4 separate regions of the Mus musculus genome follow, and all the other regions are linked to region 1. Evidence: chromatin contacts called from ENCODE Hi-C or POLR2A ChIA-PET data. All regions are on one chromosome and are shown on one strand. Each heading gives the region's core, a stretch centred on a gene start or an enhancer-like site at or near the end of the contact. The rest is flanking DNA. Distances are from core to core; before and after follow the strand shown. Region 1 holds the start of Pld1 (phospholipase D1). Region 2 overlaps Tmem212 (transmembrane protein 212). Region 3 overlaps Pld1 (phospholipase D1). Region 4 holds the start of LOC115489812 (a small nuclear RNA gene).

Region 1 (8,000 bases), core at 1,869-4,368:
GACGAGTCTTTCTGTGCAGGCCTTGCTGTCCTGGAACTCACTATGTCAACCAGGCTGATCTTGAACGAAAGAGACACTCCTGCCTCTGCCTCCCAAGTCCTGAGATCAAACGTGAGGATCACCATTTCTGGCTCTGAACTTGTTAACAGAATTTGAACCCAGAATTTGAGTCTCTGCATATCACACTCCTCTGTTTATAATTCAGAGGCAATGCCAATTCCAAACAGAATGGGAGCTGTGGGGCAGGCAATTGGTGGGCCTCCATTCTTTGAGCTTGAGTGATTTGAATTTGAATGGTCCCCCACAGACTCATAGGGTGTGGCACGGTTTAAGGGATTGGGACTTGTAGCCTTATTAGAGGAAGTGTGTCACTGGGAGCTGGGCATTGAGGTTCCAGAAGCTCTTTCTCTCTCCCTGCTGACTTTGGATCTGGACATGAAACTCTCAGCTCCTTCGCTAGCATCAGCTCTGCCTGCAGGCTGCCATGCTTCCTATGTGAGGATAGCGCACTAAACCTCTAAACAGTCAGGCAGCCCCAATTTAATGTTTTTCTTCATAGAAGCCGCTACGGTCATGGTGTCTCTTCACAGCAATAAACCTCTGCTAAGACTGGGCTCATTGCCTGAGATAGACCCTATGCTTCCCGTTCTCCATCTGCATCTATTTTATGCAGTGTTGTCCCCAGTACACTGTAAGTAAGTCACCCACCCAACTTTATATTAACAAACAATTTAGCTTTTCTTCCATGCTATGAGTTGAGGTAAAATGCTCAGTTTTGTACATTAAAAAAAAGTATTTTTTCATTAAAATTGTTCCTCTAAGGGACTATAAAACTTTGTATTTTTGCAAAAATAAAGGTGCAAACATTATAAAGTAAACCTATATTCAGAAGAGAAGATGAAGTATTGAACATGTTTAGAAAAAAAATCTTGTGTGATCAAACTGCACATTTGAGATGTATTTCTATATTAGCTATTTTTCTCATCGCTATCACTAGCTGAGGAGCAGCTATAGAGAGGAAGGGTTCTTTTGGGCCACAGTGTGAGGTGTACAGTCCATCCTGGCAGGAAAGACCTGTGGCATAAGACTGGGGCAGCCAGTCACAGTGGCCTAATCTGGCTGATAATGAAGATTAAACACCACACGACTTGAGATCGAGACAGGGTTTCTTAGTCTGACCCGCCCCAACTCCAGTGTCTACCTCTGTAGGTCAGGCTGGCTCAAACAGGAGGAAACCCTCTTCTTGGTCGTTTGTTTTTCTTGACACCCCTGAAAAGAAATAGCTATCACAAACTCTCCAAGGAGTGTAACAATGATCTACAGGATTCTAGTATGTCTAAGATGCGTGTTCGCTAGGGCTTCACTTCCCTGTGGGGTGGTGACCTGTGGTAATCTTTTCACTTTCCTACCTTTTGGGGCAGAATTCCAGTCATTGTATGATAGTTGTCTTATTTATAATTACAATAGTAACAGAAAGACCTATTGTTATGTGTTGATGCCAAAAGTTTCAATGACGACTTTTAAGAAATCAGGATGTAATTTGTACAGCCTGGTGCTTCTCAACCAAATGTCTCACACCATCTAAAGACAAGCTTGTAAGAGTGCGGTTACTCCTAGGCACACACTTATCAAATCATCTGAAATTAATAAACTGGAGGAAGGGAGGAAGGAGACATATGCAGCTTTTCAGTTACTTCCTTGTTATATAGTCTTGCCAAACCCCTCTTAGGCAAGACCCTGTTTGCTCAGAAGGCTGTGCATATAATTGCAAAAATCTGTCAGAATCATAGGATTCAAAAGGCATCAATTATTTCTGTCAACAAGGAAAGAGTGACGGCTGCCCGACTCTGCAATCATTAGGAAAGATGTGCTCAAAAGAGAAGAATGCAGTCAGGGAGGGCTGGGCAGCTCCAGGTTACTTGAAAACTGAGCCCCGCGCTATAATTTCACTCCTCCTCTGTCTGGACAGAAATATTATATTTTTCATTTCATGCAGTGCCATGGGCATGGTAAGACATTATGTAACTGGGTCTGTCTCACTGTATAATACTCAATAAACAATTTCAAAAGACCAACAGCATCAGCAATTTGATGTACAGGAAACTAACTGTTGCATCTTTGGGTTTTGGCTGGAAGCAGTGTTGTGCAACCAGTTTTGGAACTGACTTGTGTTCAAAATTATATTCCCAAAGGATTGCTATTCACACCACCCAGCCACTGGATTTCCCTTGATGACGACTCTCTTAAGTGTATTAAAACGGCAAAGTTACTGTGCGGACAGTTCCATCGGGGTAATGGGACTTTCTCGTTCTCCTCCCATTTTATTTTTACTTTTCTCTCTAACATTTCTGAATTAGACCCAGTACTGATGGCAAGTGGGAGTGAGAAGTGTGAGGGCGATGTGTGACTGAGACAGGAGGATCATGTAGTTTGAGTTCTACCTGTTCTTCATGGCCAACCAGGTATACAGCAGAGACCTAACTTCAAACTAACCAACCGAACACTCGCCACAACACACACACACACACACACACACACACACACACACAGAGAGAGAGAGAGAGAGAGAGAGAGAGAGAGAGAGAGAGAGAGAGAGAGAAGGGGGGTCTGGGGGGACAAGCACGGGCAGTTTTGGGGACTGAAGAGATTGCTGGCTCCAGCAAGCTTAGGGTCAGGCTGGTTCTTTACTTGCCAGCCTCAGTTTCCTTATAAACAGGCAATAACACCTACCAAGACCTACCCGTGGGATTTGCAGGAAGGCCACAGTTGACCTCTACAAAGCCCCTAATTAAGCAAGTCACTTCAGGGCAGGAATATTTCACCAGTTGGCTCGCTGTTGGCTTGTAACTTGCGGGCCAGTCTTGGACAAGGATTGGGCTCAGAGACCAGGGAAGTGAACTTGGTAAGAACAACGCCTGCGTGCGCCCCTGCGCCCCGCGGATAACTGTGGCTGAGTTAGGACACTTGGACAGAAGAAAGTGTTAGAACCGAGGCATGGAGGAAGGCCGGCGGCAGAGGCTGTCACCGAGGCTGGCCGGCGCCGCCCCGCCCCACCCTGCAGACCGGCCGAGTTCCGGGCGGCGAGTCCCAGCGCCCGCCCTTCTTCCGCGGCCCCAGCTGCGCCAGCTGCGCGGGGACCCCCGAAGTCGCCGCCGCCGCAGAGTGTGTGCCCGCGCCCCAGGCCCGCAGGTAGGAGCTGCCGGGGCCAGGCTTGCGGGACTTCTGAGCCCGCAGGACGTTCGCGGTCCTCGTGCTTCATCCCGCCTCTCTTGCCCCTCTCACCAGCCCTGTCCCTGAAGTTCCCTTGGGAACCCTGGAGTCCCTCCCATAGTCTTAATTCCTGTAGTGTCTGCGCTGGCAAGAGCCGCGCGCACACTGACCGCAGGCGAGGACCGCTACCCTGAGAGCAGAGCCGGGTCAGCTGCTGATGTCCTAGCCCCACTCCACTCTCAAGTCCCTGCAGATCCGGGGCGTCCTCTGTAGGATGCACCCCACCCCACCTCCTCGGGTCCCGGGCTCAGTAGATTTGTTCGCTCCCGCTAGATCGTCCCGCGCTCCCTGAGCTCCTTAGCACTGTGGGCTGACCGGGATGGCGACAGCACCAACATCCCGGACCAACCAGGAAGTGCTGCATTCCAGTGGCTTAGAGTCCAGCTGAAGCACAGTGCCGGGCGCCGAGCCACACAGCTGCTGCCTCGGGGCCAAAGATGTGCTGTGCTGAAGTGGAGGAGGGACAGGGGTAGCAATTAAAAGAAAGGCCTGTGTTAGGCAGTTGCTATTTTAGCTCCGACCCAAGATGTTTGGGACTGACTGTTCCGGGTCAGGGAGGGACCTTAGGAGGTCTCTAAGCCATGGGACGGTTTGTTTGAAACAGTCTTCTGTAGCTCAGGCTGCACTCAAAGGCTATGTAGCCAAGGATGACATTCCTGGCCCTCCTGCTTCCATCTCTTAAGTACAGGTCAAGACTTAGAATTTGGCCAGCCCTTTCCCCCATACCCTAGGGCTACCTGCCACGCCTACGTTTGCCTTCCTCACCCCCGCCTCCCAATCTCAGATCACTGCCAGCGGCCTTCTTTCATGAAGCTCAAAACATAATCTTAAGGACCACAGGAGCTTCTGCATTCGACCATTTCTAGATCTTTCCACAGGACGAAGAGCGCTCTTAGACAGCCAGGCCCACCAATTTCAGCTTAGCCAACTCCTTATGACCTTCCCAGGGCCTCTGGAGACTAGCTACCCAGGAAATTCAGAGAGATATTCAGAAGTCCTGACCTGTCAGAGGTGCTGTCAAGGAAGCCTGACGGGTGCAGAGAGCCTAGTTTGAACTAGTCTGTTATGCCTACTTATGCAAGAATCTCTTTCCATAGTACGTGCTTTGTGGCCCACGAGTGAGTTTGTACTCAACTGTTTAGCTTGAATTTGTAAGCAGCCTTTAAATGGTGTGTGGGGACCTTTTAAATGGTTATGTAAGCGGGTATCTGAATTTTTATGAGCCAGTACAATTAGCTTTTCAAATAAATAGTGCGAGTGGAGAAGGTTTTGAGGAGATGGTGTCCTTGCTGTGTTGTTTCTGGCATCAGCGTTTTACACACACTGGTGTTAAGTTCTCTACAGGCTCATTTAGGTTGATTGATTTACTGATAACTAGATGAGTACTGCCTAGTTAATGGACAGCCTGCTCATCAGACCTTTACCGAGAATGCATTTGTGTATGGTCTTAGTATGTAGTATGAATGCTCTTATGCAACTCTGTATGAGAAAAGCATTACACTGACAATTCACCTACCTCTAATTTCAACATGTTTTAAGGATTTATTTTATTTTTAATGATGTGAATATGCTGGCCTGGGTGTGGGTTATGTGCATATGGTGCCTAAGAAGGCCAGAAGAGGCTGTTGCTCAAACTGGGCGCTGTGAACAGGACTCAGATGCTAAGGAAAGGCAGGATGTGCTCCTAATGGCTGGGCCATCGCTTCAGTCCCATTTCTACCCTTTTTCATTTTTTTTTAATTTTAAGTTTTATTTTTATTTTATCAAAATAGACACGTAACTTTGCCATCTTTACAATTTAAAAATAGATGTTTGATCGCACAGCTCTGCCAGTGTGCTACCATCTCCCCCCAGTCCATTCCCAAAGGACTTCTCGACTTCCTTACAAGGTTTAGTAACACTTATTAATAAAGACTGCATTGCAAGCTTCAGTTTTCTCACTGAGTAAGGTTGGATTCTTTTCACAGAGCTTTAAAGAAATTTTATATAGTCTCTTGTATGACCCTGGATGGAACTCACTCTGCTGGTGGCGATTCCTATGAATTATCCATCTTTCTGCCTTTGCTTCTACCTCCCAAATGCTGGAAGTGTAGGGCTGCATTATCATCCCCAGCTCAAGAAAGACACTTTTTTTTCTATATAGCTCAGGCGAGCCTCTCTTTAACTCGCTGGGTTGCAGAAGGTGACTTATGCTTTTGAACATCCTGCCCCCACCCTGACCTAAGTGTTGGGACCCCATGCACACACCAGCATACCTGGTGTTGTGTTGTACATGTTAGGGGTGCACGTGACTAACTGAGCTACATTGTCAGCAAGAAATGCACTTTTAAAGAGCACACATAGAAGGCATAGCCAGATAGGGGGCGCCTGGTAAGTTTTACCTCCATGGGTTGAGGAAGCTTATGTGAGGGTCAGTTGGTAAGCTGATTGGGAGTTGTAGTGGAAACACTTTGCGAGTTTAGCTGTCTAGAGGTACAAACAGAGAAGGGGTTTATTCTTAGTGTTCCCCCCTCTGGATATGTAACAAACAAACAAACAAACAAACACAAACAATCTCAATGTTGTCCCCTTTAGCCGTACAATAGTACCAGGCAACACCATGAGTGAGCCCAGCTAAAGACATGTTTCCAGTACCCAATGACCTTTCTGATCAAACAAGTTTCTGGGTTTAGCAATTTCTTCTCCTCCCCAGCCATATGCTAAAGATCAATGGACCGAACACATGAGATATGGGTCTTTAAACCTGTAGTTAGATTGAGTCATTGTATACAGGAGAAAGGCTGGCATATGGGAGGCTGGGTTTTATGCTTACAATCCTTTAAGTCCCAAAAGCACAAATAGAATGTATTTGCTAGGGTGTGGTTAAAAGATGTTTCAGGGTTCAGATGAGAAGCATAGCCTCAGCTTCCTGTAAGCCTGGGACTTTTCTGATTAGAAAGGCAACTGTACAGATTGCATCATATGGTTCAGTGGGAATGTGTTCTGATGCTGTGTTTTCCCTGAACTCACAGTGCAGTATCAAATCTGGATCCCAGATGTTCTAGCGGCGGGTTATTTAACAGCAGCATATGTTATGTAACTGTTCCATAGAACCACAATCTTCTTTTCTATTGCGAAATTTTATCAGGTTTTAGATTTATTGAATAAGCATTATAATGACAAAATAAGATGATAAACTGTTTATTTAATCAGCACTTACTTGGTGTCCACTTGGCTTTGGATACCATTCAGAGCATTCTACAGATGTGAAAAACCTCCTTTATGTATATGAGGCTGTGAGAGGCATGGGAGGTCACAGCATGAGGCAGAGCTGGGCCTCCAGCCCATGCAACCTGAACCCTACAGCTTTTGTATTTCTGCCTCTCTAAGAAAATAGTCTTGGAATCTACCTCCCTAACCAGCCACCTTTCTACATCTTTGTTCTTATTTTGTCCTTGTTCTAAGGCATAAATGATGTGTCAAAATTGCAAGCATCATGAAACTTACACAGTTAGTTCAACTCCTTCATTTTTTTGAAGAGGGAGGCAAAGTGGATTGTGGTCATGTTGCTAGTGGGAGATTGTGTCTATGGCTGAGCCAGGATTTTCTAACTCTTGGCTATGAAGAGTAATTTTCTAATGTAATCTATCTGTCTGTCTGTCTGTCTATCTATGTATCTATCATCTCTCTATAATCTATGTATCTATTAACCTATCATCTTTCTTTCTTTCTTTCTTTCTTTCTCTCTCTCTCTCTCTCTCTCTCTCTCTCTCTTTCTTTCTTTCTTTCTTTCTTTCTTTCTTTCTTTCTTCCTCTCTCTCTCTCCTTCCTTCCTTTCTCTCTCTCCTTCCTTCCTCTCTCTCTCTCTCTCTCTCTCTCTCTCTCTCTCTAACACACACATATACACACAATTATTTTTGGAGACTGAGTCTCATGTAGGCTAGGCTGGCCTTGAACTTGCTATCTACATAGCAATATAGTTAAGGATGACTTTTGGTCCTCTTGTCACCAACTCCCAAGTGCTGGGGATCACAAGCCTTTGTCACCACACCATCAGAGTTATATACCATGTTGAGAACTGAACTATGGGCTTCAAGCATGCTAAGAAGGCCTTCTGCCAATTGAGCTACACCCATGCCGCACTCCAATATTTTAATAACTGCTATGACTATATTAGAGCCAAGTTTCTTGATAACAGCCCTGGTCCTATGAGGGGGCCAGAGTGGACTCTTACACTGACTCGGGTCTTTGTGGTCTTGCCCTGGATTTCCAATCTCCTTTACCAAGTGGCGACACTGAACTCTTTTCTTGTTGAAGGGAGCATCTTATTTTACGACCCAAGGCTGGCCTTTGGATGAGGAGAACATCTTATTTTGTACTTAATCATTTTTGAGCGTTTGGGATCTAGACTTGGAAACCTTTTGAAAGCCTCTGACGCACAGAGGAAACTCAGCCAAGAGCAGCAGGGAACAAAAATAGCCTGCGTTAGTTCTTTAGAGGTGAACGAGAGTTAGTTCTGAGGCAAAAAACTTACAAACTGTATATTAAAAACAGAAAATGTTTATATTCAAAGTGGTTCTTTTCAAAGTAGACTTTTACAGACAGCACTTTTGGAGAGGGAGCCCGAAGAGCAGCCTAGGAGCTAAAGGTGCATAGGTGGAGGCAGTGGAATAGAACCTTTGGCAGGGCTCCGTAAAAAGTCTGGAGACTCCTAGGACAGGACAAGCTTGGGAAAATCAAAGGTGTTGGCT
Region 2 (8,000 bases), core at 3,900-6,399, 52 kb before region 1:
ACTCTAACGCCATCCTCAGCTATGCCGTGAGTTTGAGGCCAGCCTGGGCTACGTGAGACACTATCTCAAAACAAACAACAAATGGCTTAACATCCTGCCTGAGTGTGTCTACTGGCAGTCTTCTCCCCTGAGAAGCAAATTGCAGTGGTGGGCCCTGTGGGCTGAGGAGCTCTGCTGGAGCATCCGGAGGAGCTTCTACCTTGGACCCCAGTGACTCGCAACCTTCCTACTGCTGTGACCCTTTAATACAGTTCCTCACATGGAGGAACTATGGAGACCTACAACCATAACATTATTTTCATTACTACTTCATAACTGTAACACTGATGCTGTTAGGAATCATAATGTATATTTCTGTGTTTTCTGATGGGCTTACGTGACCCCTGCAAAAGGGTTCTTTGACCCCCTCAAAGGGGTCAGGATCCACAGGGATCTCACTTCTGCTTCCTGTTCATTTTTTCTGTCTCTCCGGGATTTCAGATAGGCTCCTGCAATAAACAGTCTCACTGACCAAACTCCACATGCAGTTTTTCCTTCCTTCTTCCCTGCCCTCCATCTGTACTAAATGTAGGTGTTACATACATCAGAGGGTGGCCATATGTCTATGAATTCCCCATGGTGGCCAGCACCTCACTGGCTCTCTTAGCCATGGGCTCCTCATAACAAAGAACTCTAGAAAATGTGGACTGGTTGCTACCTGGGAGGAGTGTCAAGCTCTAAATTTCCAGCTGCCCTGGCAGTGTCGGGAGGGGAGGGAATGTGGGTTGGCTTCGCTCTGCTTGGCAGGCCTCCCTGTAAAATCAGCGCTGTTCCTAGGAATGTACAGGATTTCCTTTGCAGACTCATGTAGGAGCTGAAGAGGACAGGACTGACCACAAAAGGCATCAAGAGTGCCAACTTCCTGTGCTCCAGCTTGGCTGCTTGGGGTAGATAGAACTGAACTGGAAGAAAGGAAGCTGTCCAACACTACCTAGGTTCACTTGACTGCACAGATGGGAATCTGGATCACAGAAGCTCTGTCTAAAGAAGGCTCTTCAGGAAGCAGAGGATGGACATCAGCCACACCTGGAAGAGTTAGGAGCTGGGGCTCTTCCACCTTCAATCCCGTGGCAATGGGCTGGGCCTAGGGCCAGCAGACCAGCAGTAGTAACAGGAAGGGGCAGGGCAGGCGTGGTCAGAAGGTGCTCTGGGTGCAGAATTGGGTTCTGCCCCTTAGCTGTGTGATTTGAGACAAGTTAAATTCTCCCCTCCCTCCCCCTCCCCCACTTTATTCAAGACTGGGTCTTAGGTAACTCACACTGGACTTGAGATTTGCTATAAAGTCAAGGATGACTTTGAACCCCTGATATTCTTGCTTCTGCCTCCCAAGAGCTGAGGTCACAGATGGGTACCAACCATATCTGTCTTGTGTGGTGCTTGGAATCAAATGCAGAGCTTTGTGCTTACCAGGTAAGCACTGTACCAGCACCCCAGCCCTTAAATGAACTGGTTAGGAGGAACATACAAGCTGTAAGATGCAAGCTTAGCTCCACACAGTCCAAAGTTGGCTAGGACCACTTGCTAGCACTATTATTAGCTCTCTCGATAAAGCTAAAAAGTTTGCTTGGTTTGGAATATACAGACTATTCCATCATGGCCCAAACAGACATACATTGTTTAATAGCAGCAAAGCCACCTTTTGGAACTCATTGGTAGATGCCAAATTAAAGCATCTGTATTTGACTAATATTTAAAGCATAAGGGGTGTTTGCACATCCAGTTTCCACAAAACTTCTGATATTATAAAGTTTGATACAGTAAAATAAAGCAAACGATTAACTATTCTAACACCAAGGAAAATTGGAAAGGAACATGCTAAAGCACGATTTAATTGTTGGTTTGTGCCTGGCAAGATGTTCAGCAGTCAAGAGCCTGGCGCTTGCAAGGCACTCAGATTCTGTTCCCTGCACCCAAGTGACAGCTCACAACCATCAGCAACTCCAGTGCCAAGGATCTCACACCCTCTTTGGTCTCTGTGGGCACTGCATGAACTCTATAGCCATACTTGTAGGCAAAACACCCATACACACAAATTAAAAATGAAAAAAATATATGGTGAGGCACACCTATAATTCAGCATGTGGGAGTCTGGGATTGCTAAGAGTTCAAGGCCATCCTAGGCTACATAGTGAGTTCCAGCTTAGCTTAGGCTACAAAAAGAGACTTCTCAAAATGAAACAAATAAACTATTTTTTTAAGGTTTGAAATTTGAGCTTTGTTTAACATACATTTTCCCAGGAGAAAAATAACTCTTATAACCAATGCAGAACAGGGTGAGGCACACATCTTTTTTTACAGTTACTAGTTCCCAGAATAAGACTGGATCAGCCAGCACTCCATCATCTGGAGGTCCCACCCCTTCCTGGGGAGCTCTTGGTGGTTAATGATGGCTGGAGTAATGAGAGATGTTTTCTTCAGTGGTGTAGCCACTGGTTAACTGCCCATGTGCTAGTAAATGTCCCTTCAACCATGATTCAGTGAAAACTTCAATGAAACCCATCAGGCCAAGTGAGGTTATGCATATACACATGTCCAAACACACACTTACATACATATACATACATACCACACACACACACACATACCACACATACACATATATACACTCTCTCATACACACACACCACACACACATTCATGTACACACAGACACATCTACTTATACATCCACATCACCCATCCACACTGCATATACTCTCTCGCACACACATCCGCACTACACCACACACAAAAGTAGAAGGGGAACTAGTTATGGAAAGAGGGGTTCAGTGGATGAATAAAGGAGGGGAGAGAAGGGACCGTGACATAAGTATGATCTAATACATTATAAATATGTGTGAAATTGTCAGTTAATTTAAAAAAATTATAAAAAGAGAGAAAAATACCAAAGAGGTGGGAATAGGTACCATTGCTATATTCCCACACACAGTTTTAAGATTCTAGGCTGAGAGAAAAACTGGCAAGTGGTGCCTACAGCAAAACCAGTTGTGCCCTCTACATACGTCCACACATGCATCCAAAATCAATCACTGAGTACCTGGAACATTCTTGACACTGGTTACCATGGCAGGACATAGAGGAGACTAAGGGAGAACACTTAGGGAGTCCCTACAGCCAGCCCCTCCCTTCGCCATATAGCCAGTCCCTCCCTTCACCATATAGCCAGTCCCTCCCTTCACCATATAGCCAGTCCCTCCCTTGGCTGTTCAGGACCTAGCAAGCCCAGCCTCTCTTTGTTGAGACTTACATTTATGTATCCGGTCTGCATCAGTCTTGCAGAAAGCTTGATGAACACTGCCAGGGACACACAGAATAGGATGAGGCTCAGGCACAGGTCCAGGACCTGAAGGGTCAGGTGATACTCTTCATAGTGGAGCGGGTCCACACAGACCGACGGGAACTTCGTGTACGGAAAAGGAAAGGTAACCACGTAACCAAGGTAATTGGTCCCCGCAACCCCTGAGAAAGAGTAGAAGCAATATGGACCAAGGAGGGCAGATTGCAAGGCTACTGTGAAATGAAGTGGACATCCCAGAATGCTCAGAATTACGAAGGTGAACACGGCTTCCCACTGAAAACAAGCAGAAACGAACTGTTACCTGGAGAAAGAGTGATGGTCATTAATTCCCTCTATGTGGCAGAGAGATACATGCACACAGCTTTCACTTCTTTTTTCTACTTTCAAGACAGGGTCTCCTGAAGTCCAGGCAATGTTTTCTATGTTGCTAAGGTTGGCTTTGAACTCTTGATCTTTCCTGCTTCTACCTCCCAAGTGCCACGCTGGATTATCCCACCCTACCCCCATCCCAGTACCGCCGTTTAAAATGTAAAGCTCCGGGCCTCCTGAATGCCAGACCCATACTACCTGTGACCTCTATCCCTTGTCCTCTCAGCCTTCCTTTCAGGTCCTGTTTCCCTTGCTGCCAATCTATGCTGCAGGAGGACATCATCTGCCAACCTGAGCTAAAATGAAATCAATTCAGTCACGTTTTATTTCCTATCTGATGCAAAGTGCCAGTTCAGGTTAGGAAAACCAAAATGAGTGGAACCAGTCCCTTCTCTAGGACTTGCTACTCAGAATATCATCTCTGGTTGGTTAGCATCGTACAAGGTTAGGAGTCTCTCAGAAAGGTTGCCTTTCACCTTGTCCAGACCTTCTCAATCAATCCATGGCAGCCGGAGCTGACCTCCCATCTTCAGCCTTTGCTATGGAAAACAGGCCTAAGGTCAGATGCTGTGCTCTTTCTGTAGCTTGGAAAAAGCCAGCTCAGCACTATTAGAAACAGGATCGCTCGGACCTTTCATCTTTTCCCAGTCTGTGAGGGCTGGGAAGGAGACCTCAGAGTTGAGATGTGAACTGCATTGAGACTGGAGGTGTAGTTCAGTGGGTAAAGGGTTTGCCTATGCACTCCATAGCGCGTGCACACACACACACACACACATGCACACATGCACACATGCACTCACGCACATGTGGGAACATGAAGTATTCATGGGCACATGGAATATTGAAAGCAGCAGCACCTATACTTCATTACTACAACATGATTAAATTCATGAGTATGGACACGACACCAAACAATATTCATGAACTTAGAGAAACTATTTGGAGTAAGAACTCAATGAAAAAAATATTATACATTTTAAACATAGTTTACAGAATTGAGTAAGGTGGTATACACCTGTAATCCTAGTACTTGGGAGGTAGAGAAAGGAAAATTAGAAATTTGAGGTTGTGATCAGCTATATACTAAGTTCAAGGACAAGCTGAGATCCATGAGACCCAGGCTTGAGATCCATGACACACACACACACACACACACACACACACACACACACACACACACACACACACACAGTGTCAAATCTACTGAACCATCCCTGCAGACATTTTGTATTTACCAAGTGTCTCTGGGTCCACTCTCTGTGAGCCAGCAGCACAAGTGATCCAGCTGTGACAGCCTGTGAAAAGAAAATTGGAAAAAAAAAATAACATCCACAATCGAAGGGACCTCTGCTAAGAGTTCTATCTGTCTCACAGCTTGACAGCTTTATCACAAGCTGGAAGGCAGGGCAAAGGGGGAAATGGATTTACGGCTCTGGTCCCCTCTTCATCTGTGAAAGGAGCTGTGTTGACAGGGAGGAAAAGCAGCCATTAGAGTCATCAGGACATGAGTCACACCAACTTATTTTCCATTCTCTCTGTTGACTTTGCCGTCACTGGCACCACCTCCGCTCCTGTTAGGTCACGACAGTTAAATCTTGGCTTCATAGATCTCGCCCTAGGCTTTGCGTGCTGGTTTGAATGAGAAATGGCCGTGTAGGCTCAAGCATCTGAACACTTGGTTCCAAGTTGGTGGTGATGCTTGGGAAGAGCATGGAATCTTTAGGACCTGGAGCCTTGAGGAGGTTGTATGTTAAAGTGGAGGATAGGCTCTGCTGTGTTGTAGTCTTCCCCACTTCCTGCTTGCTCCCTCTGCTTGCTGCTTCCTGTGTGAAGGTAGAAATATAAAGAACCATCTGCCTCCTTTCCTGCCATCATAGACTTGAACCTTCTGGAGCCATAGCCAGAAAAAAACTCTTGTTTGTTTGTTTTTTGTTTTTTTGTTTTTTGTTTTTCCGAGACAGGGTTTCTCTGTGTAGCCCTGGCTGTCCTGGAACTCACTCTGTAGACCAGGCTGGCCTCGAACTCAGAAACCCGCCTGCCTCTGCCTCCCAAGTGCTGGGATCAAGGGCATGCGCCACCACTGCCCGGCAGAAAAAAACTCTTAAGTTGCTTTTGGTTATGCTATATTTTTTTTTATCACAGCAACAGAAAAGTGTGAGTGTGAGTGTGTGTGTGTGTGTGTGTGTGTGTGTGTGTGTGTGTGTGTGTGGTATGCGTGTTTACATACACCAAAGCATGAATTTTGAAGTCCAGATAAAAAATCAGGGATGAACATAAAATTATATCTATATCCTATCTACATCTATCTATATAATTTTATGTATCTTTAATCTCTCTCTCTCTCTCTCTCTCTCTCTCTCTCTCTCTCTCTCTCTCTGTGTGTGTGTGTGTGTGTGTGTGTGTGTGTGTGTGTGTGTGTGTGTGTGTGGTGTAGGTCAGATAAATTGATAGCATTGGCTGTTTCTTACCATGTGGGGCCTTGGGGACTGAATTCAGACTCAGGCTTAGCTACAAACATCTTTGCTCACTGAGACATGTTTACATCTTTCCAACAAATTTATAAAGCTGCAAACAGGACAAACTGGAATGGAGATCTGTCCTCAAGCCCAGAAATCATTCCTAGCCATGGTCTGATCTTTTGCAGCTTGCTTTTTTTTTTAATTGTTCTGCCTTTAACTACCAATGGGGTGCAGACACACGACCTCAGTTTCCTAAATAATAAAGACAGTCATTAGAATGGCAAGGCATTTAGAGCTCTGGGTGCAGTGCCATCCTCTTGTATGAAGGCATTTTCTCTATAGTTCCCATTCAAAGAAAAATACTCAAAGTGCAGAACAAGAAATGGTTAATGAAAGAGGGAATGGTGTATCCAGAACTTTGCAGTAGATAATGGAAAAAGAATCTCTGAGCTCATCTTGGATTCATCACGAGGTCTGAAGATGGAGCTGTTTGAGGTTATTGAGACTAGAAATCAGTGATCCTCAAACCACAGAATCCTTACCCACCCCCACCCCCCATTCAAAGCACAAATTCTGAGGTCCAGCTAGAGATGGAAGTCAGGAAGAGATGAGCCTAAAATTAGATACTAGGTATAGACTGATTTAAAAATAACAGTTTTTATTTTGACAGAGGACTGAATGTGATGGTCTGCCCAGAATTCATCCGTTAATGTAAGGAAAGAAATCAGAGCCTCACCCATGTGATTTAGTGGGATGCTGTTCGCAAAGCTCCGAGTTTAGGGCATTTACTGTTCTGAAACTTGGATCTAGAGAAACCGGGAGAGGGAAACAGGGAAACACCCTCTCACTTATGGCTCCTGTTGCTGAGCCTGAGATGACAGACTTGTGGCTCTACTATGAAAGTCCTGTGGATAAAAACAGGAGCATCTGCAGTCAAAAGAGGTTCCTGGCTTGATTCTGCAAGAGAAACCTTCCCAAGGGATGCTAAGGAGGCAGAGCCGTGCTAATAGCCCAACAAATGGGAGAATTACGAAGAGCAGAGAAATGGAGTCCGGGGTTGTCTAAGTGTCTAGGTTGACCTGTGGCTGGCCTGTCATCAGTCACAGGAGCTCAGAAGCAGGAGATTGCTGCTGCCCTTTTGCTGGTGAAGTTCTGGAAGATAGCTGACATTATGGGATGCGGAGATTCTAGCTTGCCTTGAGTGTGGTGTTGGCCAGGGTTTCTTTCCTTTTGAAAATTGAAAAGTGCTACAGAGCTGCAGTTTCCTGTTATTTTGGTCCTAGCAGCCAGCTTGGATTTTGCCTTGTTTACACACAGCTCTGAAAAGGCTCTTTCACTGAGCAGTAGCCTGGGATGCTGGCTGCTCCATAACTTGTTAAATTCACCTGGCTGATGGGATGGGGCTGCCGAGCAGAGCACATCTATCCTCCTTGATGCCCGCTGCTCTCTTCTATTTTTAGATAAGGAGCGGGAAAGAATTAAAATGGGAGAGATTTGAAAGTGGAGAAGAGACCTCAAGAGGAAAAGAAAAGGAGGAAAGAGTAGGGCGTCTGGAAAGTGAAGGGCTAGAGAAAACTTATGGTTATGGGAAGGGCGGGGAGGAGAGGTGCCAGGTGGTAGTAGAGAGTGCCCCACCTCCACCCCATGCTATTGGCTTGCTTTCCCGGGAATAGCTAACACTTTCATAGCTTGGTAGTTGTGAGCCCTTTTTCTAGAAGTTTAAACTGCCTAAGTACAGCATGCAGTTCCTGGAAGCAGATGGATGGAAGGAAACAATAGAAATGGAAACTTTAGTGGCATTTATTGTGGCATCAATGAAAAGAGGATATAGCTTA
Region 3 (8,000 bases), core at 1,786-4,285, 49 kb after region 1:
TTCAAGTAGCTCCCTAGAATAAGAGGTCACCCTAAAGTACATATGCCCGTAAAATTGGAGTGTGATGTGCAAGACATGAAAGTAGTGTTAATAATAATAATAAAGAAATGAAGTCAATAAAATTAAGAGAATAGCTCCCTCAATTTCCCGGAGTTAAAGAGCTCAGTTCATTTGCCCCGGAGGCATCTGGCAGGAGACCACTCTACAAGACAGGCTCCGTTTGACACTGTTTCAAAGTGTGTACTTCTTGGGAACTGGCTTCTCTTTGCCTTGTATAGGTAAGGTACATCAGTTCAAATGGATAAACGAATATTTTAAAATATGCTAATATATGCTATTGTGTGTCTACTAATGGCTAGTCTCTTCTCTTTTTGACCCAATGGGACAGTCAGTGCATCAGCGTCTGTTTTATCATCTTTTTCATTTAAGTATTTTTAAAGATGGAGGAAAAATGGAGACAGAAGTATTCGTGTGTTCATGTGTTTGTGTGCATGTGTGTGTGTGCGCGTGTGCGTGTGTGCAAGCACATAGTCTTTAAGGTACTAAATTTTAAGGACCTTGTTATTTCCTGTCTCCGCTGAATCTGAAGCTATAAAGTAAAGGCTGTAAGCCATTACAGATTATGACCATGGACTTTACACCCCTAAGATTGGTAGTACAGTTACATTACTGCCCCCACCTCCCCAGATATGCCCTTTAACCTCAAATCTGCCAGGCAGCTTTGCCTTCTCAAAAAGAGACAAAGATTGATCCAGCTTTACTGTACTTTAAGTGTATACCATGTGTACACTCCCACTGCAGACGGCTGTGCTGTTGTCTAATTATTAATTATTAAATGCTTTGGGGAGGCTCAAGAGAGGGTCTCTCTGTGTAGTCCTGGCTATCCTGGAATTCACTATGTAGACCAAGGTGACTTTAAATTCAGGTCCTCCTGCCTCTGCCTCCTGAGTGCTAGGAGTGAAGGTCTGTGGCACCATGTTCACCCAAATGCTATTAATTTAAATCTTTTTTTTTTCAAATTTTTATTAGATATTTTCTTCATTTACATTTCAAATGCTATCCCGAAAGTCCCTTATACCCTCCCCACGCCCTACTCCCCTACCCACCCACTCCCACTTCTTGGCCCTGGTCTTCACCTGTACTGGGGCATATAAAGTTTGCAAGACCAAGAGGCCTTTCTTCCCAATAATGGCCGACTAGGCCATCTTCAGCTACATATGCAGCTAGAGATGTGAGCTCTGGGGGTACTGGTTAGTTCGTATTGTTGTTCCACCTATAGGGTTACAGACATCTTCAGCTCCTTGGATACTTTCTCTAGCTCCTGTGTTCCATCCAATAGATGACTGTGAGCATCCACTTCTGTATTTGCCAGGCACAGGCCTGGCCTCACAAGAGAGAGCTATATCAGGGTCCTTTCAGCAAAATCTTGCTGGCATGTACAATAGTGTCTGGGTTTGGTGGCTGATTATGGGAAGGATCCCCAGGTGGAGTAGTGTCTGGATGGTCCATCCTTTCGTCTTAGCTCCAAACTTTGTCTCTATAATTTCTTCCATAGGTATTTCCCTATTCTAAGGAGGAATGAAGTATCAACACGTTGGTCTTCCTTCTTCTTGATTTTCTTGTGTTTTGCAAATTGTATCGTGGGTATTCTAAGTTTCTTCTAATATCCACTTATCAGTGGGTGCATATCAAGTGACTGCTTTTGTGATTGGGTTACCTCAGTAAGGATGATATCTTCCAGATATATCCATTTGTATGAAGAATTTCATAAATTCGTTGTTTTTAATAGCTGAGTAGTACTCCATTGTGTAAATGTACCACATTTTCTGTATCCATTCCTCTGTTGAGGGACATCTGGGTTCTTTCCAGCTTCTGGCTATTATAAATAAAGCTGCTATGAACATAGTGGAGCATGTGTCCTTATTACAAGTTGGAACATTTTCTGGGTCTATGCCCAGGAGAGGTATTGCTGGATCCTCCGGTAGTACTATGTCTAATTTTCTGAGGAACCGCCAGACTGATTTCCAGAGTGGTTGTACAAGCTTGCAATCCCACCAGCAATGGAGGAGTGTTCCTCTTTCTCCACATCCTCGCCAGCATCTGCTGTCACCTGAATTTTTGATCTTAGCCATTCTGACTAGTGTGAGGTGGAATCTCAGGGTTGTTTTGATTTGCATTTCCCTGATGATTAAGGATGTTGAACATTTTTTCAGGTGCTTCTCAGCCCTTCAGTATTCCTCAGTTAAGCATTCTTTGTTTAGCTCTGTACCCCATTTTTGTAATGGAGTTATTTGAATTTCTGGAGTTCAGCTTCTTGAGATCTTTGTATATATTGGATATTAGTCCCCTATCAGATTTAGGATTGGTAAAAATCCTTTCCCAATCTGTTGGTGGCCTTTTTGTTTTATTGACAGTGTCTTTTGCCTTACAGAATTTTTTAAATGAGGTCCCATTTGTCTATTCTTTGCAATTTTATGAGGTCCCATTTGTCTATTCTTGATCTTAAAGCACAAGCCATTGCTGTTCTGTTCAGGAATTTTTCCCCGGTGTGCCCATATTAATTTAAATCTTAAAGGGGATCATTGATAGCTGGTGGTTTTAAAGAAAAATATAAAAGCTATTTTACTCACTGATTGCTTATCTGTGCTGAGTGAAATATGGATAAAATCTGTATGAAGTCACACAGTTTATGTGTCCTGGCCAAATCATCTTGTTCGAATGTGCCTGGAGATTTTTATTTTTCCACCTGGCAATGACACACAGTGACAACATATCTCTGGTTGAAATAGAAATAAACAAACTGACAAAGAGTGCTATAACTGGGAAACCATCTCCAAGTCAGAGATCTAGGGGCTTTCCAAGAGCACATACACACAAGAAATATATTTTCTCTAATCATAAGGCCTATGGAGGCTATGAAGAAGGGTGCTTGATTTCTAAAACCCAGGGCTAGACTACGTGAGCCAACTAGACTTCCACCTTACGACAGTCAGGCAGTTCTCATTGTCCTGACAGACTGGTCGAGCACACCCTGCATTACGACTCCTTTGGCTCACATTAAGCAGCTAGCAGCACTTGGCTGGCTCTATGCCACCATATCTCAAACTGAGCTCTGAGCTGGTTAACTTTTTATCCCACATTGGCTTTTCATTCAAGGCACTGGAGATACCCCATGCCCATCAGGCAGTTTATGCCCCATCTGAGGACCCGGCAGCATGCCATGCCAGTTTTTCTCTTAGAGTGAATCTGAGACAAAGTTAGGGACAGCCCTTGGGCAAATGGAACACCTGGCCATGGCACACATCTAGAACCAAATCGTCCCAGAACACAAGACTGAGGGGGAGGACATGAACAGCCAAGAGCAGCTGTGCTGTTAGAGGTGCATGTCTGCCCGCACATCTCCAGTTAATCAGTGAATTCCATTCATACCTCAGATCGCTCTCCTCCCCATAGTCTTTGCTGTACAAAGTCTGGGAGGCTCTTGAGCCACAGTGTGGGATCCTGACAGACTTTATTTAGGGGACATTAGTAAGTTCTGCATTCTCTGCCTTTACCATCCTTAACCTCATGGGTTTTTTTTTTTTTTACCTTAGCCTTGCTTACTCAAGACACTGGCATGCATAGGTCTTGTGTTCATACATCAAACAGCAAGGGACAGGATAATCCCATCCATCCTGGGAATTCACTGTTTTCAGAATGACAATAAGAACTATCTTCTATCTTCCCAGGATTGCAGAAACTGAGAGAGTATTCTCCCACAGTTTATCAAATCACACACCTTTACTGGTTCTGAAGAACCCAAAGGAAGTTTGAGCTGATGTGTCCTGGAGTGGTACAGGGAGTGGTCACAATAGGAGCAGTGATGTACTGGTCATAGCAGTAATAACTGCCACTCAACAGATTTCCTGGTATGGCTACTCTTCTGAGTCTTTTATTCCATCCTCTTAGCTACCCCTAAAAGCTTGGCTGTGTTAATTATACGTGTTTTACAGCTAGCAACTACCCTAGAGAGTCCAGTAAGGCCAAATCAGCCACAGGATTGTGTCTTAGAGGAAGTTCAGTGCTGGAGAAGACAGGTATGATTGCTTTCTTAGGAAATGTCCCTGGTGTTCATTATACTAGTGACAAAAAAATCATATTAGTGCTGACATCTGTGCTGATATTCCCATCAAAGGTGTGCCTGTTAGTTAACCCCTGTCATTCAGGAAGGTGTGCCCTTCCTGTCCTTCCTCCACCTAGACATGTGTGAGCTTGTGCTCTGCTTTCCAACCAAAGTAGAGAGGTTGTCTGTGGCTAGTCAGTAATACCCGTGATGGGCTGGGGAGATGGCTCAGTTAGTGAACTAGCTGTTCACGAATACGAGGATCTTAGCAGTCATGTAGAGGAGAAAGAAATAATAAAAAAAGCTAGCCACAACCATACTCACCTGTGATCCCAGCACTGGGCTAGTAGACACAAGAGGATCCCTTGGGCTTGCTGGCCAGCCAGCATAGCTGAATCAGTTGAGAAAGATCCTGTATCCAAAATAAAATGGAGAGCGATGGAGGGGGACCCCTGACTTCAACCTCTGGTCTCCATAAGCTTGCACTTACATGTGTGCATGCATCCGTACCTCACACCACCCTCCCCAACACTCCCTACGAAAGCCTGGAGGTGGCCAGTTTGTGTGGATGGATAGAAAGCTTAGCAAATTGCACACTGTCTTAAAGCTAGTTTGGGGGATTTTCTAGACTTTCCAAGTCTAAAATTATCAAACCACTCAGCTAGGGAACTTGTTATTGTTTAGCTTTCGGCCCTCTTCATTCCTGCCCAGCATGACTTCCTGTTGATGAACAAAGCTTGGGTTATTCTGTCAATCCTCAGGGCTTTCTGAAGCTATGCATCCTGAAGTTTACTTAAAAATGTAAATACTCATTTAAAAAATGGAACATGAACAAATTATGCTCAATTTAGCAAAAACATAGAAGTTGGCAAAAAACATTTAGAAGGTTGATTGATTTATAGCAGTATAGCTCATGTAGAGTAGGGACTAGTTTTGCTTGTGTATCGCGCCCCCGCCCTTACCCGTCTCTGCTCACATGTATGTGGTGTGTGTGTGTGTGTGTGTGTGTGTAACCAGGTCTCATGTATCTCAGATTGGCTTCAAACTCAATATGTAGCCTTCAATGGTCTTGAACTTGTGATCCCCTTACCTCTATGTCCTAAATGCTACAAGTTCGGATTTGTGCTACCACACGTAAATTATACAGTGCTGGGTCTGAACACAGGGCTTTGTAAGGATTAAACAAGCTCTCTACCAGCTGAGTGCCCATTCTCAGCCATAGGTATGATTTCAGTAATCTCAAATTTTTAATCTAAAGTTTTTCTTCCTTCCTCTTTATTTTTATTTCTCTGCGATAGGATCTCTCTGGGTAACCTCATCTATCCTGAGACTTCTGTGTAGAGCTGGCTAGCCTCTAACTCACAGAGATCTACCTTCGTTGGCCTCACAACCGCTAGGATTAGAGGCATATGCCATCATGCCTGGGTACCTTTTTCTTTAATAGGGATTTATTATTATTATTAGGAGTAGTATTTGTGTGTATTCAGTGCAGCTGTCTGTGTGGCATGTGTGGGGTCCAGAGGGTGTCTGTCATAGGGATGTCTTCTTCAATTGCTTCTCCAACCTAGGTTTTCCGAGTGTGAGTCTAGCCTCACTGAACCATGCGCTCACTACTGTAGGTTGGACTATGAGCCCCCTAAGAGCCAGTATCTCTGCCCTGTGTGTGTTGGGGGGGGGGTGCGAGGTAAAGGTTCATGCCACCATATGATGGTGTGTGTGTGTGTGTGTGTGTGTGTGTGTGTGTGTAGAGGTAAAGGTTTGTGCCACCATACCGGGCTGTCACACAGGTACTGCGGATCCAGACTTGGGTCTTCATGCTCGCCCAGTTAGCACTATCCACTCAGTCATCTTCCCAGCCCAAGGCTTTATTATGTTTTTTTTTAATCATACAAATCAACACTGATCAAGGTTAAGAGGTGAGAATTAAGGCAAGATGACTTTGTATACTTGATGACATCACCTTAATAATTGAAACATCAGCATAGGAGAGGCCCTTGGATGTGTTCTTCACATACGCAGTGCTTTGGTGACAGTTGTTTAGTCTGACAGCTTTGATGATGTGCAGAAAGAGTGTGCCAGCATCCTGAGGCATCCTCAGAGAAGATGAGATGATGAAGATGGGAGAAACCTGGGAATGAACAGCTTTCTTTTTCCATGTTCTCATTTAATACACTCAACATGTCACTGAAGCTGTAAGCTCTCAAGTCCACAGGTTCTGGAGACCCCATGGGAGCTTGTAGAGTTTCTGCAATTTCCCTATTGCTTCTATTTTTTGCTATATCCCCTCTGTCCAATTTAGCACATTCCTGTGACATATAATGTAATGCATGAAGCAACATTTCCATTTGTTCTAGGTTGGGAAAATTAAGTAAATTACCCAACTTTTACTGAATGGTATTAAAGGCAGGCCACTGCTTCCAAGGAAAACCAAACGGCCTCCAAGCCTTGCCGTGGTTCTCATGATAGTTGTTTGAACATTTTGTTCTTGGTACCACACATCTGGTTCCCATGTTTATTCTGGAAGAGTACAGTCACATGGGGGTGACTAAAGGATACTTGATCCTGAATCTTGGATGTTATTTTATTGTTGTTGTTTTAATTTTCTTGAGAGAGGGTTTCATGGAGCCCAGGCTGGCCTTAAACTCCTGGTCTTCTTGCCTCCCCTTCCCTCCCAAGGGCTGGTCTCACAGGTGTGCACCAGCATGCCTAGTTTGTAAATTATTATTTTTATTTATTTGTATGTATATGTATGTTTCGTGTGTGTGTGTGTGTGAATGTGAATGCCACATGACATGGCATTCACATGTCATGAGACATGTGACACACATGTGTGTAGAGGTCAGAGAGCAAAGTTTGTAGGAGCTTCTTAGGGACTGAACTCTGGCTCTAAGACTTAGCAGCAGGCACCTTAGAACCTGCTGAGCCATCTATCTCCCTGACCCCGGATATTGTGTCTGGACATCCATCTTGATATTATATAATTGATATGTGACGAAGCTGACCCCTTTAGATCTGTAGTTCCGTGGTGTTCAGCAAAAAGTTACGTGGACATCACAATAACCCACTTTAAAAATATTTTCATCACTCTCTGAGACCTTCAACTTCATTTCTGTAGGCATCCCTTGTTCTCCCTTCTGCTTGGCTGGGTCTGCCCATACTGAACATCTTATCTGGTGGAGTCAGTAGATGAGACTACTGGAAATTTTAGTTTCATGCTCAAAGGTGCATCAGGGACACACCCTGGTTACTGCACAGGGCCCCTCTCTTCCCTGGTGTCTGGCAGTGTGAAAGAAAGACAGACTGACACAGGGCCATTGCCTAGTTCACTACACTAAGTTATTTTGTCTTTAAGAGCTCCAGATTCTTTCTCTACTCAGTTTTTAGAAAGTTAATAGGAATACGTAACATTAATATGAGATAGTTGTAGTTATATTGCAAAATCGTTAGAGAGATCACTAGTATCAGTTGTGACCATGAATGAATGACCCAAGCCCCTGGAAAGTTTAATTACCACATCTCTGAAATAGAAATAATAATACCAGAATTACTTTGGAGGCTTTTTAAGATGTCAGACGTGTATATAAAATGCCCACCACACTGTTGATGCATTAGGCCTATTAAGCAAGTATTAGTTATTCTTCACTGAAATAAACTGGTAGGTGCTATTCTATGTCATTTGTTAGGAGTTTGCTTATATTCTGCTCAGGATTTGCATTAGTGTGTAAGAAAATTTACATACTAGTAAATACATACAAAGAAAGGAAATATGCAAACAAGGAACCACAGCTAATAGTGCTGTCAGAAAGACGTTATCAAGGGAGTACATAAATAATGAGACTCACAGCTAGCATTTATGTACCTGGCTTTCTTTCTTCTTCCTCTCTTTCTCTCTCTGTTC
Region 4 (8,000 bases), core at 2,725-5,224, 34 kb before region 1:
AGAAGAAGAAGAAGAAGAAGAAGAAGAAGAAGAAGAAGAAGAAGAAGAAGAAGAAGAAGAAGGAAGAAGAAGAAGAAGAAGAAGAAGAAGAAGAAGAAGAAGAAGAGAGAACCAAGTTTTTCCATGTGATACTTGATGTGCTTTTTGATCCAGTGAAGGCCAGGTCAAAGGCCAAGGCAGCAAGGCAGGCAGGACAAGTAGAGGCCCATGGCCGACACCTTTGTGTAGTCACTGTATTCTGAGTTGTGCTTGGTTGACTCTAAAGATCAAAACTAGGTTAGAATACAGGTGTTTTTCTCTGTTTCCCTCCCTCCCTCTTTACCTGCTTCCTCCCTCAGTCCCTCCCTCTTTCCCTCTCCTCTTCCTCTTCCCCTCCCTCCTCCCTCCCTCCCTCCCACCCTCCCACCCTCTTCAGCTTTGTGTGTGTACATGTGAACGTTTTGCTAAGCATAAAGAGCCGTGCTCTGTCTAAGCACACTTGAGAGGGAGCGGCAATGAGGCAGACACAACAAGGAAGCGCTAGACCATCAGATAAGGATTTTACACCACAGTTTAAAAAAAAAGAAAAGAAAGGAATGAGAGACTCCTTGCTGTATTCCCCACCACTCTCACCATTCTCTTGATTCTTTTTATCTTAAAGGAAAGAGCTGATACCAAAGCACTGCTCCTGTACACCATATAAACATCCAGGGTCTGGTAAGAGACTCTTGAGGGAAACATTGCTGTTGACGCCTGGCATCCCAAGTTATCCCAGAATCTAAGTAAAAGGAGAAAGAGAGAACAAATTCCACAGTTATCCTCTAACCTCCACATGGCACAAACCCCGGCCCATAACAAAACATACGGTCATAGTTAAAGTATATGTTAACCTCAGCCATCAGCTAATGGTTGAACTCATGGCTGTCTGTGCTATAAAGAAATCAAAACACACGAGCAGACAGCAGACATAGAACCACTACCTTTTTTTTTCCCATCGTCTTTAAACATTTTTTCTTTTATTTTTATTTTCTATGTATTGAAGGTTTTGCTTGCATGTATATCTGTGCACCACGTGTGTGCACTACCCACAGAGGCCAGAAGGGGGCATCAGATCCCTTGGGATGCAGTTACAGATGCTTGTGAGCTTCCATGTGGGTGCTTTCCCCATCTTCCTGAGAAGAGCCCGAAAGCAAAGACTGGGTAGAACAGACACCTACAAAAAAAAATGATCATTCTTTACTGACTAACTTTGTTGTTTGATAATCTCATACATGCACGTAATGTATTCCGATTACTCTCTTCCCCACCCCCACATTATTTCCCTCCCTTCTCTTTCACCCCTACCACATAACATACCACAACCAGTCCCTCTCCCAGGCTCATGACTTTCAGTTTAGTCCTGTGACCTATTTAGTTAACCAGCTCTGTGACTGGATTAGAAATAGCAATGGGGTCTGGTAGGGTTATGTATGGGTGGGTACACAGAAATGCACAATGACTGCCCATCTCTCGAATTGTATTAGTAGTAAGTGGTTCAGCAGCGAGGGCAGAACGCCGCAGCCCTCCTCCATCCATACCTGACAGCTGAATGGTCCACTCTTGTACTCACCCAACGCAGGCAGCTGCTGCCAGTTCATATTGCCATGGCTCTGTCTCCTCGGTTGCCATTTTGTAGCCCTTCTCCCTGTCTTCCACCTTTCCCCTTTTTATCTGACTCCTCTTCTTCAGTGTTCTCTGAGCCTCAAACAGGATTGTATAAAAGTCTTTTGGACCTCTAGAAATTTGTGATCAGTGTGGAAACAAAGTCCTTTTTCTGTACTTTCCAGGTGGGAAAGCCAGGCAAGGTAGAGTGTTATAAAGGAAGCCAGATGAGGCACAGGTGTTACAAAGGAAGCCAGGTGAGGCACAGGTGTTATAAAGGAAGCCAGGTGAGGCTCAGGTGTTATAAGGGAAGCCAGGTGAGGTGCAGGTAGGTGTTAAAATAATTCGTCTCATGCCTTCAGCCACCAGTTTCTCTGCTCAAAGCTCCCTCACAGTGATGGTCTCACTCAGTGTTCCATCTCCACCCCCACTATTCTTGGGGCTCTATTACTTTTTTTGTGAACAAATTTCTGACAGGAAGAAAACTTGGGGGAGGGCCAACCTGTCTGGGCTCACCCCTGAAGGTGACATGGCCTACTATGGTGACTATAGTGGAGGTAGCTGGTCCCACTGCAGTAGCAGTCAGGAAGCAAAAGGTCAACAGAGAGGGGACAGAGATGAGGACAAGGCTATAAAATCTCAAGACCTGTCCCATTGACTCCCTTCCTTTAGTGAGGCTCCATTTTCTAAAGGTTCCACAACTAATCCACCAGCTGGAGACCAAGTATTTAGATTACATGAGTCTGTGGAGTTTACTTCAAATGATGGCATGACTTTATCGTACTGATTTTATTCTCATAGCTCTTGGCTTACGTGCTAATTGTGTCTTCCCCACTAGAGTGGAGCTCTGTGAATGCAAAGCCTTTGTTTTAGTTACTGCATACCAGAAACAAGAACACTATCCAGCCTGGAGTACATGATGAGGGTAGACTGGTGGGCTGAAAGAGAATCATTAAATGAACGAGGCTGTGTCTCTCACAGTTGCTAGTGCATGTAAGCTATCTGCTATAGAAGCCAGTTCTGCAGTTCTTCCCTGAGAGACACATGATTCCTGCTCCCTTGAACCCCTCCAGCTTCTCCTCTCTGAAAACCCACATGGAGGCACAAGCGTTGTCTTCAGGGAGAGCTAAACCAGTTGGGAAACTGCACTGGGAATACATCATTTGTGCATCAGATACAGGCATAGGGGAAAGGCACATTGAAGTAAGCATGCTGGGATTGCCTTAACCCTGCTGTATGGGCACCAGCATAAAATCACATAACTTGGTGGTGAACAGAAGAAGGCACAAGTCACAGACTAGCCTCTCAAGAGTCCAGCGAGGACTGTCACCTCTGAGTAAGAGCTCTGATGGGCAGTTCTTTAATCTACTAGTGATGCTGATCTGAAATCTAGCCCCTGCTCATGGTAATCAAACAGGGTGGGGGACAGAGTCAGTTGTTTGCCTAGCATGTGTGAAGCCTTGAGTTCCATCCCCTGCACTGAACAAACCTCATGTGGTGGTATGTATGTCATATAGGCAGGAGAATTAGATCAGTCATCTTCAGCCACATAGAGAGTTCAAAGCCAGCCTCCGGTGCCTACGATCCTGACAGGAAAGAAGGAAGGAAGGAAGGAAGGAAGGAAGGAAGGAAGGAAGGAAGGGAGGGAGGGAGGGAGGGAGGGGGGAAGGAAAAAAGAAAGAAAGAAAGAAAGAAAGAAAGAAAGAAAGAAAGAAAGAAAGAAAGAGAAAGAAAGAAAGAAAGAAAGAAAGAAAGAAAGAAAGAGGAAGGAAGGAAGAAGGGAGGGAGGGAGGGAGGGAGGGAGGGAGGGAGGGAGGAAAGACAAGAAAGGAAGACAGAGAAAGGAAGAGAGAGAAGAGAAGACAAGCAAGGGAATTGAACTGTGCAAACTCTTTGTCCTACTGTATCTCCATACAGATGATATCATAATTGTCATAATATTTTCTGAGATGAAGAAATTGGTAATATGAACATAGCATTTAGGTTATTAGGAGCTAGGTCTCATTACAAGCATCATGCTTTGGTGGCATATCTATGGTATTAGCACTGTATAGAAAGGCTAGTAATGTTTACTTTTCAACCCACCCAGATTTCCATCCTTGCTGTTTGTTTGTTTCCACAACAGAAAAGAAAAACCACAACAAAAGAGCATTTGAGTAACTTCCATATGACAAAGCATTCACATTTTTTTCTCACTGTCTATACAAAACAAACTGACAAAGCTGGGGCCAAGCAAGGCCACCTTATCTAACAAGAGAGCTCACGGAAACGGGTGTGTTACTAACAGTGGAAAGCACGAAGGGGTAAGCCAACTGGAGAGTCTCAGGCGGACATTAAGAACTAGCCATGCTTAGCCTGTCATTTCATGGACTGAATCCATTGTTAAACTCCCAAGAAAAAGCATCCAATGGCCGCCAGTTCTGGCCTTCCAGGGTCAGCTGTTAGCACCTCTCTGCTCTCTCCTTGTTTAGCACGGGGTGCCGCTCTGCTGCTATTTATAGACAGGTGGCAGGAACCTAACCTCCCAGTTATAGTCGCTCTCAACCATCCTCTGCCAGCACAGCCATTGTCACGTTCTGCTTCCTCTGAATGGAGCAGGTGTGACTCACCGTGCCCATTGAAACAGCAGCCCTGGGAAGGAGTGATCGATACGTGCTCGGAAAGGCTGGCCCAAAGTTAAATTTTTGTAATTGTCCTAATTCAAATATTTACTTAAAGTCTGTTTTTATATTATGTGCAGTTCAAGGGGAATGACATTGTCAGCTGTGCATTTCCTGGAACTGACTGACTGCCACAAGGCCACAGATAAAGTTTGTTTATAGAAAAACAAAATATGAAATAGAAATAACACTGTCCTGGTTGTGGGTTTGTGCTCCCACACACACTGGAGGGAGGGAGGAAGACACCCTACAACCTTTCCTCTACTGACAAAAGGCAAAGATGCTTTCACCCCATCTAGTGACGGAGAGCCACCATCCTGAGACAGTGTATCAGCTGCCTTCCCCATTGCTGTGCCCTGAAACTTGACAAGAACTATCATTAGCAAAGAAGGGTGTATCTTGCCTGCCGGTTTAAGGGGATACAGAACATCACAGCAGGGGACATGTGGTGACGGGGGGGGGGGGGGGGTGTCTTGTCACACTGTATTTACAGCCAGGATGTGGGGTGACGGATGCTGCTCTTTAGCCGACTGTCACCTCTTAATTAAATCGTGGGACCCCTAACCCTACGCAGTGGCATCACCCACATTTAGGATGTTAACTTAATTCAGTATAGAAACTCCCGGTTTTCCTCAGATAATTGTCTGCTAGGAACTCCAGACGCTCCCAAGTTGACAATAGTAAGTGTCATAGAAAGTCTAGGACAAAAGCAGATTTTCAATTTACCTTTAAGCTTTAACGACCCAGAGTTGTGGTGGCCGAGGTGGGAGAGTTGCCATGAATCCTGGGCTACAGTGTCTCAAAGAAGGAGGCAGACAAATGGATTCAACTCTTCCGTGTAAGTGAGTCCTCAGCCTGGTTACCTGGTTCTGTGAGCTTGGATAAATTCAGGCTGGCTTGGCACAGCGCGGAGGCTCGAGGCCTACAAGTTGCTTGTGTGTAACTACTTGATAAGTGAAAACCTTCCTGGATATACGGAACAAAACCACATGCAGCTTATAGCTGCTCTCCATGTTATTACTTCCTATTTTCATTATTTATCAGTTATTGTTTTTCTGATAATGTTAAGTAGGCAACATGCTCATAGCACTCCTAGAGTTTGGCTTTTCTTTCATTGTATTGTTTTGTTAGTGGTATTGGATATTGAAGCCTTAGGCAGGGCCTTATGCATGCTAACCACACAGACTTCTGTTGTAGTACACCCCTATCCCTAGCTTCCTTGCTGATAGAAAACATGTGTATGTGTATGTGTGTGTGGGGGGGCTGGTGGCTAAGGAGATGGTGCAGGTGGTAAAATGCTTGCCATGTAAGCGGAGGATCTACCATGTTTTAAAAAGGCCAGTGTGTCTTTCCTTTACTCTCCAGCAGTAGAAGCACTGGGGCGGCATAGGCAGGAGGACCCTTGGGGCTAGCTGGCCAGCCAGCGTAACTAAATCGGTGAGCTCCAGGTCCAGTGATTCAGTTTCAAAAGCTAGAGAGTGACTGAGGAAGACTCCTAATGTCAAGCTCTGGCCTCCACACACGTGTACACACACACACACACACACACACACACACACACACACACACACGTGAGGTGGTATGAAGAGACCTGGAATGTCGCTCAACCAATAGACTGAGTGCCTAGCACGCAGGAATCTCCTGATTGGCTGACTCCTCACCACTGCAGAAAACTAGCCTGGTGGTTCGCACCTGTTCTGTCAGCAAGTGGGGGCAGGGCTGTCAGAAGTTGAACATCATCTTCAAGCACACAGGGAGGCATGTTCACAGGCCAGCATGGGATAGGGATGAGATAATGTCTCAGAGATGTGGGGTGGGGCACAGGGACAGAGGGAGGGAGGGAGGGAGAGAGGGAGAAATCTTGATGCTATTACAGAGCTTTGAGGACAGTGGAAGGAAACTGGAGAGTTAGCTGCTAGGATCACAGCCCAAACCCTCCAGTCCTGTCCTAAAGAGAGGGTTTCTTCTCATGTTTATAGTGCTGGCTTAAGGGCTGATGGAAATAAATACTTGGCTAAAAGCTGACTCTTTTACCAAATGTTCTTCCCAGTTCTCTTGCTGCCACAAACACAGCCACAGAGTCCCCCCCCCCTCCTTTTTTCCCTGAACATTCTATTCATTTCTATCTCTTGATGATAAAACAGTACTGAGTGCTGTGGTACTTTGTGATACTCACTCAGGACGTTCGGAAAGTGACTAGGAGTGTGCTTTGTCTCCATGCCCTCTTGGTCAAGGTCTTCCTGTCCCTGCTCCCCTCAGCCCAGGCACACATGTACACAGAGGAGTGATGCAGATACTGTGAAGTGATAGACTTGTCTTTCACTATGCAAATATCAAAGGTAGGCAAGAGTGGCCAGAGGTCACAATCCTGACCCCTGTTCTCTCTAGACTCCAGGAAGAGATATTTATGCATCAAGCAAATTATCCATTTCTTGTAACAATGGAGAAAGAAGTTTTGAAAGAATTCATTTTGGAGATAAATGGCACATTAATGAGAGAAAGAAAAGAAAGCAAAATGAGTAGGCTGACTCTTCTGGATGATGCAACTTCTGCATAGCTAAGACTGGGGACATGCTCATAGGGGCAAGAAACAGGAAAACCCATGAAAACAGGGATGCGAGATAGCAAACCATGGGAACCCTAGCACCCAGGTACAGAGGCTTGTATTTATAACCCAATACTGGAAAGGCAGAGACGGGATGATCTCTGGTGGTCTCTGGTGAGCCAGTGCCTAATCCTGCATGGCCATGATAGGGACTGCTAAACATGGTTCCCACCTCTGGAACAGAACCAGCTGGGGATGAGCCTCCATGAATCTTGATGGTTGCTATGGGTGTAAGGCTTTTTTGTATAATAATATATATATATTTACATGATCCTCATTCTAGGAATATCCTCTCTGCCAAGATTAGAGATAACCTTGATAACCAGAGACAGCATGAATCCAGGAGTTGAGGGTGTGTCTATGTCTCAGCAAAATGGTAAGCCTTTAGGGCTGTGGGAAAGAACTCTAAAAACATGAGTTTAAAGCTATATACTTTATCAATTATGCAAATATATGGATGGAATATGAATTGTATAGGTGCTTCACAGACTTAAAAAATCAGAGGCACCTGGACTATAAGCCAGCTTATCTGAAAGAAAAAAAAAAAAAGGCAGACAGATATAAAGGCAGGCAGATTCCTGAGTTAAAGGTCAGCCTGGGACAGAGCTAATTAAGGTCCAGGCTTGGCCGGAATGGTCATCTCAGGACGGGGGCCCCACCCATCTATCTTATTATCTGTGTTTAACAAAGGCAGACAGATCTCTGAATTCATTTGCCATGTTACAAAAAATGTATTTTCTGTCTTTCTAATAGTCAAGGGGTCATGAAATGCTGATTTGTAGAAAAGGGAACCTGGAATAAATGGTTGAATCTATGTGTGAATAAGCAACTGGGCTTTTGGTCTGCATGAAATGAGCTAGCAGTGAGTGGTAGCAGTCTTTTTTTTTTTTTTAACGTTTTTTCCTAGCAAGAGCTGAGCTGTCTGGATATCTCTGGAAAGTGAACAGAGGTCTTTTAGAATATTTTCTAACAGGATTTCTGACCTTGGCCAGAAATCCCAAGAATTATTTAGAGAGCTAACACAGCTCTTTTAGATTTTTGTCTAGAAAATCCAAGATTTTTTTTTTTTTTTTTTTTTTTTTTAGCAGCTTTTCTGACTCTGGTCAGAAAACCCA

Evidence for each region. Hi-C counts contacts between places; a loop is a spot of excess contacts on that map. ChIA-PET counts read pairs that join two places held with the same protein, here RNA polymerase II (POLR2A).
Region 2: POLR2A ChIA-PET joins it to region 1 with 23 read pairs in Patski. The contact joins the enhancer-like site here to the promoter of Pld1 in region 1. POLR2A ChIA-PET finds 5 or more read pairs at or near these places in 2 of 5 experiments (Patski and embryonic stem cell).
Region 3: POLR2A ChIA-PET joins it to region 1 with 25 read pairs in Patski. The contact joins the enhancer-like site here to the promoter of Pld1 in region 1. A Hi-C loop is called at or near these places in 4 of 37 maps with a recorded cell type or tissue (all heart). POLR2A ChIA-PET finds 5 or more read pairs at or near these places in 3 of 5 experiments (Patski and embryonic stem cell).
Region 4: a map of heart shows a loop between it and region 1 (2.5-fold over the local background). The contact joins the enhancer-like site here to the promoter of Pld1 in region 1. A Hi-C loop is called at or near these places in 2 of 37 maps with a recorded cell type or tissue (both heart). POLR2A ChIA-PET finds 5 or more read pairs at or near these places in 2 of 5 experiments (Patski and embryonic stem cell).

What each region holds. Positions count from the first base shown.
Region 1 is chr3:27,935,562-27,943,561 of GRCm38, forward strand. Pld1 (phospholipase D1) reads left to right here and starts at 3,119. Exons shown (of 27, transcript NM_001164056.1): 1 at 3,119-3,189.
Region 2 is chr3:27,881,507-27,889,506 of GRCm38, forward strand. It overlaps Tmem212 (transmembrane protein 212), which reads right to left. Exons shown (of 4, transcript NM_001164437.1): 2 at 4,942-5,001; 3 at 3,287-3,610. Among named protein-coding and RNA genes, the nearest start is that of Tmem212, 11 kb to the right of the region's middle. Within about 2 kb of position 5,150, at least 1 of the 3 ENCODE cell types and tissues checked has a DNase peak (open chromatin) inside an H3K27ac peak, as active enhancers do.
Region 3 is chr3:27,984,941-27,992,940 of GRCm38, forward strand. All of the region lies in intron 2 of Pld1 (phospholipase D1), which reads left to right. Among named protein-coding and RNA genes, the nearest start is that of Pld1, 50 kb to the left of the region's middle. Within about 2 kb of position 3,036, at least 1 of the 3 ENCODE cell types and tissues checked has a DNase peak (open chromatin) inside an H3K27ac peak, as active enhancers do; it is heart, where a contact is called at or near this core.
Region 4 is chr3:27,900,962-27,908,961 of GRCm38, forward strand. LOC115489812 (a small nuclear RNA gene) reads left to right here and starts at 7,823; the gene lies at 7,823-7,886. Within about 2 kb of position 3,975, at least 1 of the 3 ENCODE cell types and tissues checked has a DNase peak (open chromatin) inside an H3K27ac peak, as active enhancers do; it is heart, where a contact is called at or near this core.